Regions from separate parts of the Homo sapiens genome. Here region 2 is linked to region 1. Evidence: chromatin loops called from intact Hi-C (ENCODE). Cell type or tissue: CD4-positive, alpha-beta T cell. All regions are shown on one strand. Each heading gives the region's core, and the rest is flanking DNA. Links, peaks and the distances in the headings are about the cores only.

Region 1 (5,383 bases), core at 473-4,472:
AGTAGAGATGGGGGTTCACCATGTTAGCCAGGATGGTCTTGATCCCCTGACCTCATGATTTGCCCATCTCGGCCTCCCACAGTGCTGAGCGCAGTGGCACACGCCTGTAATCCCAGCAATTTGGGAGGCCAAGGCAGGTGGATCACGAGGTCAGGACTCGAGACTAGCACGGCCAAGATGGTGAAACCCCGTCTCTACTAAAAATACAAAAATTATCCGGGTATGGTGGCGGGCGCCTGTAGTCCCAGCTACTCGGGAGGCTGAGGCAGGAGAATGCCATGAACCTGGGAGGTGGAGCTTGCAGTGAGCCGAGATCACGCCACTGCACTCCAGCCTGGGTGACAGACTGAGACTCAGTCTCAAAACAACGACAACAACAAAAAATTGTTTTTTAGAGATGGAGGTCTCGAGGGGGCATGGTGGCTCATGCCTGTAATCCCAGCATTTTGGGAGGCTGAGGTGGGAGGATCACCTGAGGTTCAGGAGTTCGAGACCAGCCTGACCAATATGGAGAAACCCCGTCTCTACTAAGAACACAAAATTAGCTGGGTGTGGTGGCACATGCCTGTAATCCCAGCTACTTGGGAGGCTGAGGCAGGAGAATCACTTGAACCTGGGAAGCAGAGGCTGCGGTGAGCCAAGATCGCGCCATTGCACTCCAGCCTGCGCAACAAGAGTAAAACTCCATCTCAAAAAAAAAAAGGCCGGGTGTGGTGGCTCACGCCTGTAATCCCAGCACTTTGGGAGGCCGAGGCAAGCGGATCACGAGGTCAGGAAATCGAGTCCATCCTGGCTAACATGGTGAAACCCTGTCTCTACTAAAAATACAAAAAATTAGCTGGGTGTGGTGGCAGGCACATGTAGTCCCAGCTACTCGGGAGGCTAAGGCAGGAGAATGGTGTGAACCTGGGAGGCGGAGCTTGCAGTGAGCCAAGATCGTGCCACTGCACTCCAGCCTGGGCGACAGAGTGAGACTCTGTCTCAAAACAACAAAAAAAGAGATGGAGGTCTCATGCTGTCACCCAGGGTGGAGTGCAGTGGGTGATCATAGCTCACTGCAGCCTCTAACTAATGGGCTCAAGAGATCCTCCCACCTCAGCCTCCTAAGTAGCTGGAATTCCAGGCGAGAGACACCATGCTTGGCTTATTTTTTTATTTTTGTAGAGATAGGGTCTCGTTATGTTGCCCAGACTGGTCTGTAACTCCTGGGCTCAAATGATGCTCCTGCCTCAGGCTCCTGAGTTGCTGGGATAATAGGACTGAGCCACGGATCCTGGCTTAAAGGAGTCTTCTATCTCCACTTTATCTTTGGGTCTTTGACATGCTTATATGACACACTGCCTCTGAGTGTCCAATGCTGTAGTTTTCTTTCTTTCCTTTCTCTCTCTCTCTTTCTTTCTTCTTCTTTTTTTTTGACACAAGGTCTCTCTCTGTTGCCCAGGTAGTGTAGTGTAGTGTAGTGTAGTGTAGTGGCACGATCACGGCTCACTACAGCCTTAACTTCCCGGGCCTCAACGATCCTCCCATCTCAGCCTCCTGAGTAGCTGGGACTACAAGCACATGCTACCACGCCAAGCTAATGTTTTGTATTTGTTGTAAAGAAGAGGTCTTCACTATGTTGCCCAGGCTGGTCTCAAACTCTTGGGCTGGAGAGATCCTCCCGCCTCAGTGTCCCAAAGTGCTGGGATTATAGGCATGAGCCACCGCGCCCGGCCAAACTCCGTACTTTCAACCACAACTAAGAATCCATATTTCTAGCCCAGACCTTATTCTTAGCAACACACCTGTGTACACCAACCGCTTAACTAGTTTGCTCCTCTTGGCATCAAGACATCTCGAACAAAGCCAGAGTGGAAGCCCTCATCTCTTACCCCCACCTTGAGGGGGAGCTCCTGAGATGGAGAACACAAGTCTATCCATCGCAGAAGCCAGGAATGCATGCTCTCCGGGGCCAAGCTGCCTCCCTTTGAAATAATGAAGTCCCATAAACCCATATCACAGGTTAGTAATGCAAAAAGACCGGGTGCGGTAGCTCACGCCTGTAATCCCAGTGACTCAGAGGCTGAGGCAGGAGGATCGCTTGAGCTTGGGAATTGGAGGCTGCAGTGAGCTAGATTACGACACTGCACTCTAGCCTGGGTGACAGAGCAAGCCTCTGGCTCTATAAAAAAAAAAAAGGATCCAATAAGACAAACAGCAACAGCAACATACATTAGCTCTCCCAGGGGACCAACCCTCCTCCTCATACCCGGATTGCATGGCCATGTTAAAATACCGCCACCTGGTGGCGGCATTCTTCGAATGGAAAATAGCATCTGGGGTGCTGAAATGACAAAGGCCTGAGCGTCTTCAGATCAGAGTGTCAGTTCACACTGAATCGAAGTAGGACTGGACCACAGTCAGCCCGCTCTCAGCTTCCTCTTCTTATTCGGGGTCAAAACCAACAGGCGTCTTCCCAAAGCGCCGCACAAGAGTGGGCTCCTTCGCTTTCTCGGAGCGACTCACTTGCTGGTCTCTCAGCCATTGTCAATCAATCAGTCATTGCAGGGGCAGCCATAGACAATTACTCTGGAGCTGGTCCGCCGGTCAATCAGAATCCAATCGAATCCGTCCTTGTGGTCGGTGGATCCACGTGCCTGTACCACCTGCCACCAGCGCCCGGCGCGTTCTGTAGCCGAATCACCGCAAGTGACGGAATACACGCCCCTGGGCTCCGCCCCCTCGTAGTCGCGCCCAATCACAGATCTGACCCTCCCAGGAGTGCCCTCCCCCGGGCCACATCCAGTCACGGGCCCCGTCCTTCCAAAACACTGCCCTATCAGAGGTCAAGCTCTCTAGGCATTCCCTACCCTTTTAATGCCCCGCCCTATGACGGACCCAATCGGAGGGCTCTCCCTACCCGAAACCCCGCTCCTGGAGCGGCTTTTCTCAGGCTTGCGCGGCTCTAGGCCGAAGCGGCGGATGACGCAACCGGGCCGCGCCGCGAGAAGGTCACACGATTCTCCAACATGGCGGCGGCGGCCCTGCGGAGTGGCTGGTGCCGCTGTCCACGGGTGAGCGGCGGTGCGGCGCTGGCAGGGCGAGCTTAGGGGTCTTCTGGGCCTTCGGCCACCAAGGCTTTCTTCTCAGACCCTTGGCCTTCGCGACCCTTGCTTGGGCTCCTTAGAAAGCTTGGGGTTAGATCTTTGGGTAGCAGAGGCCAGGACAGGGGGCACAGAGCGTGGCCTGAGGGCGGGGACCGAGCTTACCGGGCAGGGGGCGGCGATGCGCGGGACCTGGGAGGGAGCTGATCACCCTTCGCCCTCTGATCAGACTCCACGTATACAGGAGAGAGAATGGTAGCCGGGGCGGCGGCGTCCCGTGGAAAAAAGTAGAGGGGAAGGCAAAAAAACGTGAAATTCACAGCTCGCGGTTAAATGCCAAGTTCTCTACCGAGAGCATTTCTTGTCTCGTTTCTTCTAACGTTCATTGTGGATGTGCGAGAGGTGGTTCGCGCCCTAGCAGGCTCTTGGGTCCACAGGGCAGTGGCAGTCAAGACGTGTAAGGCGCACTCAGAAAGTAGTACTTCATATTGCTCGTGCTCTTCGTTTTTTCTTTTTTCTCTTTTTTTTTTTTTTTTGAGACAGAGTTTCGCTCTTGTCGCCCAGTCTGGAGTGCAATGGCGCGATCTCGGCTCACTGCAACTTCTGCCTCCTTCTGCCTCCGGGTTCAAGCGATTCTCCTGCCTCAGCCTCAGGTGGATCACCTGAGGTCAGGAGTTCGAGATCCACTGGCCCACATGGTGAAATCCCATCTCTACTAAAACCCCATCTGTACTAAAAATACAAAAAAATTAGCCGGGCATGGTGGCGCGCTCCTGTAATCCCAACTACTTGGGAGGCTGAGGCAGGAGAATCACTTGAACCCGGCAGGCGGAGATTGCAGTGAGCCGAGATCCTGCCACTTTACTCCAGCCTGGGCAACAGAGGGAGACTCCGTCTCAAAAAAAAAAAAAAAAGTTATCCTCAAGTAAATACAGGAGATAGTAGGCACCTGTGTAAGTTTGGGATGTTGCATAGGGTTCTCAGAGGTAGGAGGCAGAGAACAGAGAGAAAAACGGCCCAGGAAATGTGGAAATGGTGGAGAAGTTGTACCTGGTCTTTTGACATCAACACGCCAGGTTCTGTGCTGGGTGACAGGGTGCCGAGCTGAACAGGACCTGCACAGAGCTTTTTTTTTTTCCCCCAATTTTTTATGGAGGCAGGGTCTAGCTATGTTGCCCAGGCTGGTCTCAAACTCCTGAGCTCAAACGATCCTTCCGCCTCAGCCTCCCAAAGTATCGGGATTACAGGCATGAGCCACCAGCTCAGTGCCTGCACAGAACTTAAGGCAAGATCTCGGCTCACTGCACCCTCCACCTCCCGGGTTTAAGCAATACTACAGGTGTGTGGGACTACAGGTGTGTGCCACCACGCCCGGCTAATTTTTGTATTTTTGGTAGAGACGGGATTTCACCATGTTGGCCAGGCTGATCTCGAACTCCTGACCGGGTGATCCTCCCACCTCAGCCTCCCAACGTGTTGGGATTACTGGCGTGAGCCACCGCGCCCAGCCAGCAAGTGCCTTTTACATGAGATCAGCCCAGTCTTTGCCCAGAGCGACTCCCCTAAATTACTCTGTTTATAGCTCAACCCTTGAGGAGGACATTGTAGGTTTATTCCAGAGTTGTCCCTGGGGCAACACATTATCGATGTTTGTGTCTGAAAAATCCAGTTCTCTCATCTTTGGAGGCTGGCAGAAATGGGGTGGGCTCGCAAGAGAAGACTGCTTGCCACTAGCATAGAAGCTTAGAGTGCCTACTTTCAGACTAAGGGATTAAATTGTACATTTAGCCTTCTTCCCCCCATGGGTTGGCATTTCCTGGGACCTGTCCGTTTTCCCCCAGTTTCAGGGGCACGAGGATAGATGTAGGCCCTGGAGGTACAGACACAGCATTTTCTCTTTCCACCAGCTTCTGCTTGCTTCTCAGACTTTGGGAAGATTACAGAGTGCCCGGCATGCATCAGGCATAAGATACAAATTGGCCAGTGAGGCCAGGTGCAGTGGCTCATGCCTGTAATCCCAGCACTTTGGAAAACCGGGGGAGGGGTGGATCACCTGAGGTCAGGAGTTCGAGACCAGCCTGGCCAACATGGCAAAACCGCTTCTCTCCTAAAAATACAAATATTAGCCGGATGTGATGGCGCATACCTGTAATTCCAGCTACTCGGGAGACTGAGGCAGGAGAATCGCTTGAACCCAGGAGGCATAGGTTGCAGGGAGCTGAGATCGCAGCACTGCACTCTAGCCTGAGACTCCGTCTCAAAAAAAAAAAAAAAATGGCCAGTGAGTTGCAGGTGACCCT
Region 2 (5,383 bases), core at 428-4,427, 450 kb before region 1:
AACGCGGCTGCCAACGGTGTGGAGGAGTCGAGAGATGCCTGGAGCCCAGGGCCTGCAGGCACTGTGCTAAGTGGTGCAGAAGTGAAGGCAGGCTCCTGCCTTCCAGAAACAGCCACTGCGGATAGCACAACACCTGCCTGTGTCTGGTCCTCAGAGCAGGGCTGTCCCAGCTGGGGCAAGGGGACCCAGGCAGCCAGGCAGGCAGAGCAGCTTGAGATCCATCAACCCTGAGCCTCCACCTGCAGCCTGGTGGCTGGGCAGCCAGACACGGCTTGAGAAGGCTCCTGAGCGGGGTGACCTTGGGCAAGTCACTTCACCTCTGGACTACTTTTTCCAAATGTGTGAACAGGAAGGCAGTCACAGGAGGAGGAAGTAAGAGCAGGCATGGCCAGGCACGGTGGCTCCCGCCTGTAATCTCAATGCTTTGAGAGGATGAGCCAGGCGGATCACTTGAGGTCGGGAGTTCGAGACCAGCCTGGCCAACATGGTGAAATCCCGTCTCTATAAAAAATACAAAAAGTACCCGGGCGCGGTGGCTCACACCTGTAATCCCAGCACTTTGGGAGGCCGAGGCGGGTGGATCACGAGGTCAGGAGATCGAGACCATCCTGGCTAACGTGGTGAAACCCCATCTCCACTAAAAATACAATAAAATTAGCTGGGTGTGGTAGCGGGCGCCTGTAGCCCCAGCTACTTGGGAGGCTGAGGCAGGAGAATGGCGTGAATCCGGGAGGCGGAGCTTGCAGTGAGCCGAGATCACGCCACCGTACTCCAGCCTGGGTGACAGAGCGAGACTCCATCTCAAAAAAAAAAATAATAATAATAATAATTAGCTGGGCGTGGTGGCTACTGTAGCCCCAGCTACTCAGGAGGCTGAGGCAGGAGAATCGCTTGAGCCCAGGAGGTGGAGGCTGCAGTGAGCCGAGATCGAATCACTGCACTCCAGCCTAGGCAACAGAGATTCTGTCTCCCCCCACGAAAAGAGCAGGCATCGCACAGGAAGGGACACGAGTAGGCAGCTGTCACGGTTGTTGTGGTTTCTGGTCAGGGCATGGGAAGGGTCACTGCTCCAGGTATGTAAGTGACAGGACATGAGGAGCTACTCCCACCTCAACCCCCACCTCTCCTGGTGCAGCAAACCCACATCCAGCTTCGGCACAGATGGCTGAGTGGGAAACAGGAATGTGCCCTGAGGACGCAGCCCGGAGGAAAGAGCCTGCAGCCACCTCCCACCACCCCTGTCCCCAGGGTCAGGTCCCCTGCTGAGCTGCAGGGAGCTCCAGCCAAGGCTAAGTCCTCATTCAAGGGGCAGTCCGTGTGGCAGTCCACGTGTGTGCACAGCTCCTCACAAGGCTCCAACACAGGTATGCATTGTCCCAGGAGGGGGGTGCACAGCAGAGCAGCTTGCCAAGATGCAAACCCTGGCCCAGAAAGGAGTCAGCGCAGCGTGGACAGAACAGAGATGAGGGTTTGTGGGCAACAGCACCCAGGGACGGGGGCCTGAGCCCAGTCGACACGGGGTGTGCAGCAGGCCTGTCTCATGCTGGCCAAGGAGCATCAGGAACACTTTCCCTGAGCAGAGCAGGTGCCTGCTGGTCAGGCCAGGGGTGAGCTGCCTTGTAAACTGTTTCCTGTCCCAGCCATGGAAGCACTGTCCCTATGGGCCCAGCCGCCCCAGGCTCTGGGGTGGGGTCTGGGTGAGCTGTCCCCAGACCCAGAACATACCATGTGGGGAAGATCAGTGTGTGTGTGTGCACTTGAATACAGCCAACCAGACGCCCCAGCCAGAAGCCCCGTGGACCCCCAAGTGTGGGCCTTGGGCCCCGGCACCTGAGGGTGGGTTGGCTCAGTGGCTTGGTCATCCCTGGTCCCAGGGAGTTAGGGGGCATCCACTGAGGATGAGGCTTCCTTGTCTGGGAAGAGATGGGTATGGCTGTTCCTCCTGAGCTCGGGGAGGTGCTGGCAGCCAGGCTGAGCCCTGGCTGACCCAGAGGTCCGCTGGCCCCACTCGGGACCCCTGCTACATTGAGGGAGCAGGCCCTGGAGCCCACCAGGCAGCCCTCCTCTGCCCTTCCCCTGGCCACACTGTGGGGCTGTACCTACACGTTTGGAATTTTCCCTCTAGAAAACATTCTCTCCTGACCCAACTTCCTGCCTCGGGCACTGGAAGGTATCATCTACACTCACTCACTCCACCTCCTGTCCCCCAGTCCTAGAACTCAAACCAAGCACGCTTTCGCCCCCACAGTCAGTGTCAGCCTCAGCTACCCCCACTCCCCCGGGCCTGTGCAGCAGGCACCCAGCCAGCTCTCCCTCCTTCCCTGCCTGCAGGGGCTCCACACCCCGACTCCTCTCCTCACAGTCACTCCCACTCAGTCTCCCACTCTACCTTCGAACCTCAGGGAGCCTCAGGACAGGCATCTCTGTCCACACCCAGTCCCCAGGTGACCCCATCCAGGCTCATGGCTGTAAATACCAGCCATGGGCTGGTAACTCCTATATTACCTCTCTCCCTAGAAGCCCAGACTGGCGTGCCCATTGTCTCCTTCATGTCTCCTCAGGGGCCCCAGGCCCCTCATACCCAGAAGAGCAGAGCCAAGCTCCCGATCACTCCCTAAGCCTGCTCACCCACCGCTCACCTACCCTCCTTATCTTGGTTAACTTTGGCTTGGTCCTACCAGGCACTCATGCCAGAAACCTGGAGTCATTCTCGACTCCTTCCTTTCTCTCGCATCTCAGAATCAATCCTTCAGCACATCCGAAACAGATCCAAGAGAAGGGAGGACGAGGGGTGCACCCCACCATGTCTCCCTGGGCGATTCCATTCCAGACTCTCAGACCCTGGAAGGTATTGTCTGTGCGGTCCCTGTGTTCACGCTCATCACCAACCAAAACGCTGTCCTCCTGCAGCAGCCACCAGAGAGCGCCCGTGAGTGCCGAGCCAGGGCACCTCCCTCCCTCCTCTGCAGACAACCCTCCGTGGCCCCCACCTTCCGCAGGGGAAAAGCCACAGTCCTCCCCGCTGCCCACAGGGCCCTCCCCTCCTCCCTCCCGCCCCCCCCCCGGCTCACTCTGCTCCAGCCACACAGGCCTCCATGCTGTTCCCCCAACACGCCAGGTGCGATCCTGCCTCAGGGCCTTTGCACGGGTTGCTCCTGCTGCCAGAAACGCTCTTCTCCAGGCACACACCTGGCTCCCTCCCTCATCCCCTTCGTGTGGCCCCTTAAATGCCACTTGGCCAAGAAGGCCCTCCCTGCTATGCTACTAAAACTCTACTCTCCGAATTACCCTGCTCCCGGACCCAGTTCTTCCTCCGTCACTCTTGCCACTCTCTCACCTGTCAGGTGGCATTTATCTTTTGCCAGTCTGCCCCAAGGGCAGGAATCAGGTCCTGGCACAGTGCTTGGCACACAATAAACACCCAAGAAAATGTCTGTCAAGTGAACAAACAAAATGCCAAAAAGGCTGGCAGAGCCTCCCACGCATGCCGCCTGCCCCATACCTAGAGGATGCCAGGTCACCACCCTTGGGCCACAGGTGAGGAGGGCAGGATCAGGCAGCCCCTACAACCCCACCTGGTACCCGCTCTGGTTGGCTGCTTGGAAGCCAAGAATAACAAGAACAAGGAGAATATTCGATGAGCTTGTGCTAACAAAGCTCTTGATGTGCGTTACTTCGCAGAAGCCTCCTGTAGCCCATTTTTACAGATGAGGAAACTGAGGCTTGGATGGGGAACGGGGTGCGGGGCAGAGCAGGACCCTGAAGCTATGCATGTTTGTGGGCTCGCCCTCACCTCCCAACGGTGCTCCCCAAGTGACTTGTCTGGAGCCACCGCCTGGGAAGTGAGCCAGGCAGGATTTGAACCCAGGTCTTCTGCATCCACAGTCCAAGTTCTTCCTTCGCAACTCACTGCCACACTCACTGTCCTACCCCAAACCCCAGCACGTGGCTCGGGAGTCGTGGTTCTGCCTTATGGGGTGGGCATTGAGGCTCTGGGCACCCCAGCTCCCACCGCATAGGGCAGCCTGTCCCCCTGGGGCGGCCAGCAAACTCCTACTCATCCTTCAAGACCCCTCGGCTCAGACCTCTCCTCTCCCCAAAGACCACTGCTTGGCCTGGCGTGAAAGACCTAAGACAACGGGGCTGGCATTCTCTCACGTCACCATGGGTGCCCCGCACAGGGCTACCAAGTGGACTTCAGAGAAAGACAGAAAGATGGCCGGGTACAGTGGCTCATGCCTGTAATCCTGTAATCCCAGCACTTGGGGAGGCCGAGGCAGGCGGATCATTTGAGGTCAGGAGTTTGAGACCAACCTGACTAACATGGTGAAACCCCGTCTCTATGAAAAATACAAAAATTAGCCGGGTGTGGTGGTGGAGGCTGAGGCAAGAGAATCATTTGAACCTGGGAGGCGGAGGTTGCAGTGAGCCGGGATCGTGCCACTGCACTCCAAGCTGGGCGACACAGCGAGACTCCATCTCAAAAAAAAAAAAAAAAAAAAGAAAGATGGAAAGAGGTGGAGTGAATGTAGGCGTGTGGCCCAGCACCTCCCAACCAAGCCAGTAGGGATGAGAATCGGCTCCCAGGCCACTGGGGGCCAAGATGGACTCACTGTGAGGGCCCCCATCTACACCACCAACCTTAACCTCCTTTCCACGGCAGCTACGGGAGCCTGGCCAAGGCCAGGGAGGTCTGCTCAGTTCTCACGTCCTCAGGAAATAAGACAGGAAACTCGGGCCCTGCCCAGGCATTCCCGACACCTTCACACCATTCCAGCCTTGCCCCAGCTGTACAGCCTTAGTGGCTCCTCAGCCCCATCAGTTTGTTTGTTTTTGTTTGTTTGTATTGAGATGGAATCTCCCTCGCCCAGGCTGGAGTGCACTGACACAATCTCAGCTCACTGTACTCTCCGCCTCCTGAGTTCAAGAGATCCTCCTGCCTCAGCCTCCCGAGTAGCCGGGATTATAGGCGTGCACCACGACGCCCAGATAATTTTTGTATTTTTAGTAGAGGTGGGGTTTTGCCATGTTGGCCAGGCTGTCTCAAACTCCTGACTTCAAGTGATTCACCCACCTCGGCCTTCCAAAGTACTAGGATTCCAGGCGTGAGCCATGGCACCCAGCCCCATCAGTTTTGCCCTCAAGCACTTTGGCCAGGCTGGGTCCCCAGTGCTTTGCAGGCCTCAGCTGTCCACATTCTCAGGGCTGCCCCAGGGACAGATGTAAATATTATCATTCTCCCTGAACAGCTGGGGACACTCAACCCAGAGTGACCAAGTCAGAGCAAAGGCCAAATGGCCACTGAACAGATCAATGACAGGCCAGGTGCAGTGGCTCACGCCTGTAATCCCAGCACTTTGGGAGGCCAAGGCGGGTGGATCAC

Evidence for each region. Peaks named below come from ENCODE experiments on the same cell type or tissue, not always from the same donor. Only the 100,000 strongest peaks of a DNase experiment are listed, where the experiment ranks them.
Region 2: it touches region 1 in a loop (3-fold over the local background); 4 of 110 quality-filtered maps call a loop at or near these places.

Annotation. Positions count from the first base shown.
Region 1 is chr19:7,941,277-7,946,659 of GRCh38, reverse strand. It overlaps TIMM44 (translocase of inner mitochondrial membrane 44), which reads left to right and starts at 2,994. Exons shown (of 13, transcript NM_006351.4): 1 at 2,994-3,053. The coding sequence starts at 3,009. RefSeq lists enhancers at 1,800-2,342, 2,343-2,886, 2,891-3,260, 2,887-3,429, 3,430-3,973 and a silencer at 2,791-2,860. In CD4-positive, alpha-beta T cell, for the core only: CTCF peaks have their summits at 2,107 and 2,306 (motif pointing left); DNase peaks (open chromatin) are centred at 2,279 and 2,809; H3K4me3 peaks cover 1,864 bases; H3K27ac peaks cover 1,565 bases.
Region 2 is chr19:8,394,391-8,399,773 of GRCh38, reverse strand. All of the region lies in intron 1 of RAB11B (RAB11B, member RAS oncogene family), which reads right to left. Among named protein-coding and RNA genes, the nearest start is that of RAB11B-AS1, 6.4 kb to the right of the region's middle. RefSeq lists a silencer at 3,026-3,075. In CD4-positive, alpha-beta T cell, for the core only: CTCF peaks have their summits at 2,685 and 2,888 (motif pointing right); a DNase peak (open chromatin) is centred at 2,963.